2 separate regions of the Homo sapiens genome follow, and region 1 is linked to region 2. Evidence: chromatin contacts called from ENCODE Hi-C or POLR2A ChIA-PET data. All regions are on one chromosome and are shown on one strand. Each heading gives the region's core, a stretch centred on a gene start or an enhancer-like site at or near the end of the contact. The rest is flanking DNA. Distances are from core to core; before and after follow the strand shown. Region 1 has its middle 29 kb from the start of KCNA2. Region 2 overlaps ELAPOR1 (endosome-lysosome associated apoptosis and autophagy regulator 1).

Region 1 (4,152 bases), core at 1,646-4,145, 1.5 Mb before region 2:
GAATAAGGATGTGTCTGCCCTTGGCTCAGCATCTCAAGCACATAAAGCAGATTCTGCTTCCAGAACCAGAAAATACATGACAGTTCAAGACACAGAACTGACTCTCTCAGTCACTCCATGCCGCTCCAGCAGAGGGCTTCTCAGGGGCCAATGGAAACCAGCCACCAAAGGCTGTCTCATCAGGCTGAGTCCAGACCACCCGAAGGGAACCCATACCACCCAGGCCCCACCCAGGGGCAGACCCAGGACCCAGGCAGGTCCTGAAGTGCTGGACCACTCTGTCACAGAGCCAAAGTATGGGTATGGGTTTAGCTGTCTCCCATGGCTGCTCAGCCTGCAGAGCCTACTGAAGGGCCTATCCAGCTACCAAGGGAGGACATGCTGCCAGTGAGCTCCAAGGAGCCCTGCAGCAGAGCAGGAAGGGGCAGGGGAATGCTCCCACCCACCATCAGCTAGGGCTGGAACTCCAACTCACTCTGAGCACACTGCAGCCTCCCAAGTGGATGTAGGTTACTCTGGATGTAGGTTACTCCAGGTGACACATTCTTTTCTACAAAATTTCTTTCCAGATCAAATCTAATTTTATTTTATTTTTATTTTATTTTACTTATTTTTGAGACACAAAATATTTTACTTATTTTTGAGACAGTGTGTTGCCCACACTGGAGTGCAGAAGTGCCATCACGGTTCACTGCAGTCTCGACCTCCCTGGGCTCAGGTAATCCTCCCACCTCAGCCTCCCAAGAAGCTGGGAATACAGGCATGGACCACCATGCCTGGCTAATTTGGGGTTTTTTTGGTTGTTGTTTTTTTGGGGTTTTTTTTTGTTTGTTTGTTTGTTTTTTTGTGGAGACAGGGTTTTGCCATGTTGCACAAGCTGGTCTCAAACTCCTGGGCTCAAGCAATCTGCCTGCCTTGGTCTCCCAAAGCACTGGGATTACAGACATGAGCTACCACACCTGGCCTCAAATTTGATTTTAATGAGCATCAAGAGAAGCTCTACACCAACACCTTTGACTTGGTCATTGGGAAGGGCCCAAGGAGTACTGCTGCATGGCCCACTTATTTCAGAGTTCTTGGTGGCTGTCCCTCCTCTGTAGTCCTGGCTACCACCAGGTCATGCAGCCCCTCTGCAGGCCCAGCATTGGTGATAGAGCTCCCAAGGCTACCTCCTCCACTGTTGGACAGCATTTCACCAGCTAAGAGTTGGTGAGCGCTCATGGTGTGCTTCCCTCCTTGCCAGCCATTTTCCAGGAGTTCTTTAACTCATGGTAAGTATTATTATTATTCTCATATTCAGATAAGGAAACTGTGGCTTAGAGAAATTGACTCCTTTCTTTAAGGTCACAATAACTTAAAATTGGCAAAGCCAGGTTACAAACCCTGGGTTCTTAACTAGAAAAGGGTTGCAAACTACAATACCTGCAGACACCTGGGAATCAGCGAAACTGTGCAAATGTAAGAAAGGTGGAGGAAGTAGCACTTGTGAAAAACCACAGTGCATCTGCTTTATTCAGAAGAGGCAGCTGCCACCCACGTACCATTTATTGTTACATGAGAGAGTAGGAACTTGGGTGATCAGATCCTCCGATTTTTAAAAAGAGGCTATCCATATAGATTTGTAAGCATAATCTCCCAATTTGTGCTGATGACTGATGCAAGTTTTTTAAATCCCAGGGCAGAGCAGGCCAACACCAAGTGGGTTGCAGACCCACATCTGTGAGCAGGATTCAGGGTGGTGCCCATTGTGACTCTACTCTAGAGTCCAAGATCTTAACCATTAGACTTTACTGTCTTAAAATATCAGCTAGCTTTATCTCTGGTGAGTCACAATTTTTCTTCCTATTATCTCCATCTATTGGCCTCAGTTCTGTCATCTAGAGCAACAGGGATTCAAAAAACACTAGCCTCCTATGCCCTTTTCTAGGCTAAACATCCCCAGCCCCATAAGCATCCCCATTTTGGCTTGGTTGCAGGACCTTTACCATGCAGGCCCCATGATTCTAGGCACGCTCCAGACACACTCCCACCAGCTCACAGGACTCCCCACATCCACTGTGGAACTAAGTCCTACCCATCATGTCTGGTCTGTGTCAAGCAGAGCAAAGCAGGCTTCTAGCCCACTAGGACTCATCTGAGACTAGAACCCAAAGTCACCTGGCCTCCTTGGCAGCTAAGAATTTGCCTTAGTTTAATTGAAGAGATACTGACCCCCCAAACCCAGTGGGAGGCTTCTTGGCCTCTGCAGTGATTGTCAATTTGTGGGAAGTGACATCCCAAACACCAGCACTTTCCCATCATTGTCCTGATGGTCCACCCCTATCCTTGCAGGGACTGTTCCAGGGTCAGCCCTTTAACACCCATGGTTTTCAGGCCCACACCTGACCGATCTTCCCTTCTGAGAAGACAGCCATGACACCAAGAATCCCTCTTCTTATAAAACAAATCTCAAGCTCCTTCCAGTATCTCTGTCTCAATGTTGAGAGATTTTCCCACGATTCATCAGACCCACTCTAAGATTCACCCCCATTTCCTGATTCTCACTGTCCAGAAAATGCCATGTGCCAGACTATGAACCTGGCTGTAGCCACCTGTGGATCAGAAAAAAAAAAAAAAAAAGGGCGATGAGTCAAAGTAAGGATCCAGAGGGTCAGAGAAGTATCCCTGGTGGCTTAGCCAAAACCTCCACACCCAACAGCTATGGGCTTCACCATCTGAGTACCTCTTTTGATTCCAGTCCCACTCTCAACTTCCCTCATGAAATGAAGAACTGCAAATACGGTAACCTGCTATGGAAACTGAGAAAAGCAAAGCAGCCTATCTTTTATTCTCGCTCTGCCTTCTGGTCCTTCCCCGGGGCCACTGGGGCTGGAGCTGAGCCGAGCAGCTGGGTTTTCCCCTGAGCAGTGACTCACAGATGTAGTTTCTCTGGCACAAATCTTCAGAACAGTCCCAGCTGGGAAGTCTTCCTGGTGGCCAAGTGATCCCTCACAGCTGCCAGCCTGGCAACAAGGGATCCCAGCTGGTGCTAAGTGATGAAGAACAGGCCTGGGCTTTGTTCCTCAGCTAAAGAACCTGTCTGTTCCACTCACTGGATCCCAGATGTAATTCATCATCAAGGTCACTGAGGAGCACCCAAGCCCTTGGCCCATCAATACCACTTTAGTAAAGTCAGATTTCTGAGAGGCGTCACAACTACCACTAAAGAGCATCAGCTCATTGCCAAGTGCATTACAGAGGTCCTGGCACTACCCATGTTCCTGCCAAGTGCTTAGGCATTAAAATTGACTGGGGCAAGCAGAAGGGACACACTGCCAAGGATACACCCTCCAGTACAGGAAGGCAACAGGCTCACGCAGTGTCAGGGCTAGGCAAGATCATGATTTTTCACAGTTTTAGGCAGCAGAATCCTCTTTCCAAACAAAATCTCATGCAGAAGTCTAGAATTCTGGCAGATTCAAGGGTAGCTGCTCAGCTGGAGACCAAGGTGGGGCCAGGAACTGATCCCCTGCAGATTCCCTGTAATCTTCCCACCCCCCAGCTCTGCAACACCACCCAGGTACCTTTAGCCTCTTTCACTGAATCGCTGGGGTCCACCTGACAAGGCTGAAAACTTGCCACTCTGGTCAGCCTCTTGGCATTCAGAGGGGGAAACTGAGGCTGGTAGAATATGACATGCATTTCCCAAGGTCACATGGTGAATATGTACTACAAATTCAGGAGAATAAAAAGTCTTGTCAACCAAGCTTTTAGTGAACCAGAACATCTGTACAGACCGGCAGTCCATAAGGGTTGGAAGAGTAAGTGATTACAGACATAAAGTTAATTTTTATTTTGTCTCAGCCACTTTTTTGCTGCCTGTCCTCAGGCAAGTCACCCAAGTCCAGCTGGCCTAGGGCTGGATTACATCCAGTGGCCTTTTGAGGCATCCCCTGCTCATCTTTCATTATCTAGAACACGACAAGACCCCCTCTCAGAGCTGCCCACCCATTCCCTCCTCAGCCATCAAAGGCCTTGGCACCTGGCTCCCAGGCTTCCCCTCAAATTCAGTTATCACCCTGACATCCAGAATCCTGGGGACCAAAACCTTTGACCTTTTCCTCTCCAGGCTCCTACACCCTGACTCTGCTTGGGGACCCCACTCAAGGCCAC
Region 2 (3,923 bases), core at 1,369-3,868:
CTCTCAAAGTGCTGGGATTACAGGGGTGAGTCACTGTGCCCAGCTCCAATTGGGTTTTGTTTTAAATAGACTGGGCCATTTAACCCTTGCCCCCCTTGTCCACTCTCTTATTTCCTCATGTTTTTTACCTCCCACAAATGCCTGTCCATCACTGGTAAGTTTAGGCCAGTAAGAGTGGGCCAGGCAGAGTCACATCCACTGGTCTTGCGGGCACAGCTGCAGGCCTCACCCTGGCAGCCTGGCTTCCTCTTCCCTCCATCCTCCCTGCCCAGCCTGAGGGGCAGCGGAGGAGGCTGTCCAGTGTGCCCTGTAGCCCCTTACCCAGTGGGCTGGGGGTGGGGTGGGGGTGTGTGCAGACTCACGAAGTACAGTTCCCGGTGGACTCAGCAGCACTGTCATCCAGCTCCATGTTGGCTGAGAGGCTGGCAAAGCCATGGGGCAGCTCATCCCACTCATCAAACCGAATGCCTGTGCCGAGGGAGTAGCGGCCCTCAGCGCATGGCTTACATGACTGGTCCTTCATATCCAGAAACTCCCCGGCGTTGCAGGAGAAGGCTGGAAAACAGGGCAGAGACAAGGTGGGGCAGTGAGGTCACTGCAGCCCCAGAAGTGAATGGGCTGCGAGCAGCTGAAGGGAGGAGCGCTGGGTTGGGGTCTAGGAGTTTGGCCCACTAAGATTTAGGGCCATGGCATTTACTGTGTGATTTGATTTTATTTTTCTTAAAAAAATTTTTTTTTCAGCAGTGATATTCCTTGCTATGTGTCATTCTATTTGTATGGAACGGCCAAAAGAGGTGAAGCCATAGAGACAGAAAGTAGATTTGTGGTTGCCAGGGGCTGTGGGGAGGGGCCTGGGGAGAGATTGCTAATAATATGAGGTTTCTTTTTAGGATGATTAAAATGTGAAATGAGAGTGATGATGGTTGCTGTGAATATTCTAAAAACCACTGAATTTTATCCTTAAAGGAATGAATTTCATGGCATATAAATTATATACCAATAAAGCTGTTATAAAAAAAATAGATCTAGGGCCACGGATGCTCTGCCTTGCTGTGGGACTTTGGGCTTGTTCCTGGCACTCGTTTCCTTTGGAGAGGTGCCCTGACCATTCTGAGAGCTCTCTGGTGAAGAAGATGCCAAGGTCTCTTGTGCTGACCCCTCTGAATGACACATGGCCCTTCAGCCTTGAATTTCTCCCTTGAGCCTCTGGCCTCTGCCTTTCTGGTTGTACTGCCACCATGCTAGGTGGAATTCTCATGACCTGTTAACTCAATCATTGCAATATCCTCCTAACTAGTTCCCTATTCTTATTTTTGCTCATTCTGTGGTCAGAGGTACCTTTCTAAAACAGATGTGATCAGGCACAGTGGCTCATACCTGTAAACCCAACACTTTGAGAGACCAAGGCAGGAGGATCACTTGAGCCCAGGAGTTTGAGGCCAACCTGGGCAACACAGTGAGACCCTGTCACTACCAAAAAAAAAAATGTTTAAATTAGCTGGGAGTGGTCGCGTGTGCCTGTAATCCTAGCTACTCAAAAGGCTGAGGTGGGAAAATTACTTGAGCCCAGGAGGTCGAGGCTACAGAGCTATGATTGCACCTCTGTACTTCAGCCTAGGAAACAGAGTGAGACCTTGTCTTTAAAAAAATAAAAAGTAAAACACGTATGTACTATTATTCTCCTTATTTTAAAAATAAACAGGCACTCCCTTTTGGTTCTAGAATTATGCTCTTGGCCTGGCATTCAAAGTTTTCCACGATTTCCCTGCAGCCTAACTTCCCAGCTTGACCTCCCACTACAAATCTTTTTTCACCTCAACTCCATCCATCACCTTCTCTGTGTTGCCTCTACCCTGGACCACAAGCTCTTCCTCAAATGTGTCACTCTTCATCCACGTCTAAACTTTTGCTCAAGTGGCCCTCCCAGCTATGCCTGATCCCTAAATATTCGTAACTCTCATTCTTTCTCATATCATATATGTCTGCCACCCACTAGGCTCTGCGCTCCTCTGGGGATGGCTGGCTCAGTGACTGGCACAGACTGGGAGCTTCATGAATGTTTCTGAAACAATGAGTGAATGAATGAATGTCTGCACTTTCCACCACCCTAAGCTTCTGAAAGCAGAGAGTGTGCCTTATTTGTCTTTGCAGTTCACACTGCATGTGCACATCATGGTGCTAACACATAGTGGGACTCACTGAAGTCAGCAGAGTTCAATGAAGATGGCTCATTTGTTTCCACTAGTCACACCTCAGTTCTGCTCAGGTCTCAGCAATATCCAGTCATTAATTTAACAAGTATTTATTTGCTCACTTACTCAACCAGGCACTGTACTAAGCTGATTTTAGAATTTAAATATCTTCAAACTCCTTTCCAACTCTTCAGATAATTCCTTAAATCTAGTGCCTGGTTTTTCTTGTTATTCCCTTTGCATTCCTAAAAGAATAATGCAGGGGAAACAGCTGCCAATTGTAGAAAAGTTGTGACTGCAGAGTCACAGAGGCGGGTGCTGGGGCTGCGGCAAGCCACTGCCTTTCCTATTGCACAATCAGACCCACAGTCAAGAAGATTCTTGTCTCCTGAAGTGATGCCTGGAGCATTTTAAAGGACGTCTCTGCAGAAACTTAGCCTCTCTGACTTCCTTTTTAAGAATGAAAGCAAATCTCAATCTTGCCTAATGACTGATTGTGGCTGGTGAGTGAGTGTAGATTGGAGAGACATACAAGGCAAAAATGAAAATGTATGCAAACAGAAAAGAATATCTGAGTGCACACAGCTGGCATTGCTTATGCTGTATCCACTGATGGGATTTAAATTCCTTTAAAAAATGAAAGCAAATTCAGATATCCAGTTTGCATTCATGAAATACTTCTGCACCAAATCTCATAAGGGTCTGGGATGTGGGGACTAATTGGGGAAAAGATCTGATTCCTTAATGCAGCTGCTCTGCCAGGAAGGGCCCAGATTGGATGGCAGGAGACTTGGGGGAGAGACCAAAGCTGAGTGACAGGGAGGCCCTGAGCAGGATAGCTGCTTACAGCACTCGGTGCCCTTGATGGGGTCAGGCAGGCTGGTGCACAGGCCCGGGGTATGCGGCACGGCGACCCTCCACCTGGAACCCGTGCTGTCACACGCCGTGTACTCATAGTGGTACTCAGACTGCAGGGGAGAGAACAGTGGGCGAAATGTGCATTAGCAGTGATCAAACATTAACAGCTTCCCACCCACTTCCCAGCACCATGGCTACTGATGCTCATCCTCTCAGAAATGGGCCCTGGGACCCCGGGCAGGGAGCTGATGATTATGAACCGAGTACAAGAACTACAATGATTTGGATCATTCCCTTCCACCCAGCCATGGTCTAGTCCCTAGAAATCATTTTTGTGTGTGACTCTCTTTGTTGTTATGTTTAAGTAGTGTCCTTATGGAGCAGAGGAACGTGGGAAAGGTAACTAAGGAACAGGCTAGAAATAGGTGGAATTTTTCTTATTCCAAAGTGTAGAATTTATGAACGAGGACATTCTAAATGGAAGGATGTTCTAAATGGAAGCCTTAGTCCACAAAAAATTTACAAAGGCTCCTCACAGAAGTGGTATGTATTTCTATTTCCCTGTGTTTCTTTTTTTTTTTTTTTTTTTTTTTTGAGACGGAGTCTCGCTCTGTCGCCCAGGCTGGAGTGCAGTGGGATGATCTTGGCTCACCGTAACCTCCGCCTCCTGGGTTCAAGCGATTCTCCTGCCTCAGCCTCCCGAGTAGCTGGGACTACAGGCGAGTGCCACCACGCCAGGCTAATTTTTGTATTTTTAGTAGAGACGGGGTTTCACCATGTTAGCCATGCTGGTCTCAAACTCCTGACTTTGTGATCCACCTGCCTTGGCCTCCCAAAATGCTGGGATTACAGGCATGAGCCACCACGCCTGGC

The links. Hi-C counts contacts between places; a loop is a spot of excess contacts on that map. ChIA-PET counts read pairs that join two places held with the same protein, here RNA polymerase II (POLR2A). Pooled maps may share reads with other maps.
Region 1: a pooled map shows a loop between it and region 2 (3-fold over the local background). The contact joins two enhancer-like sites. A Hi-C loop is called at or near these places in 1 of 50 pooled maps. POLR2A ChIA-PET finds 5 or more read pairs at or near these places in 2 of 52 experiments (activated CD4-positive, alpha-beta T cell and activated CD8-positive, alpha-beta memory T cell).

The regions. Positions count from the first base shown.
Region 1 is chr1:110,633,679-110,637,830 of GRCh38, reverse strand. No RefSeq gene overlaps it. Among named protein-coding and RNA genes, the nearest start is that of KCNA2, 29 kb to the right of the region's middle. RefSeq lists an enhancer at 2,909-3,098. Within about 2 kb of position 2,895, at least 14 of the 41 ENCODE cell types and tissues checked have a DNase peak (open chromatin) inside an H3K27ac peak, as active enhancers do.
Region 2 is chr1:109,161,131-109,165,053 of GRCh38, reverse strand. It overlaps ELAPOR1 (endosome-lysosome associated apoptosis and autophagy regulator 1), which reads right to left. Exons shown (of 22, transcript NM_020775.5): 2 at 3,040-3,160; 3 at 363-555. Among named protein-coding and RNA genes, the nearest start is that of ELAPOR1, 49 kb to the right of the region's middle. Within about 2 kb of position 2,618, at least 12 of the 41 ENCODE cell types and tissues checked have a DNase peak (open chromatin) inside an H3K27ac peak, as active enhancers do.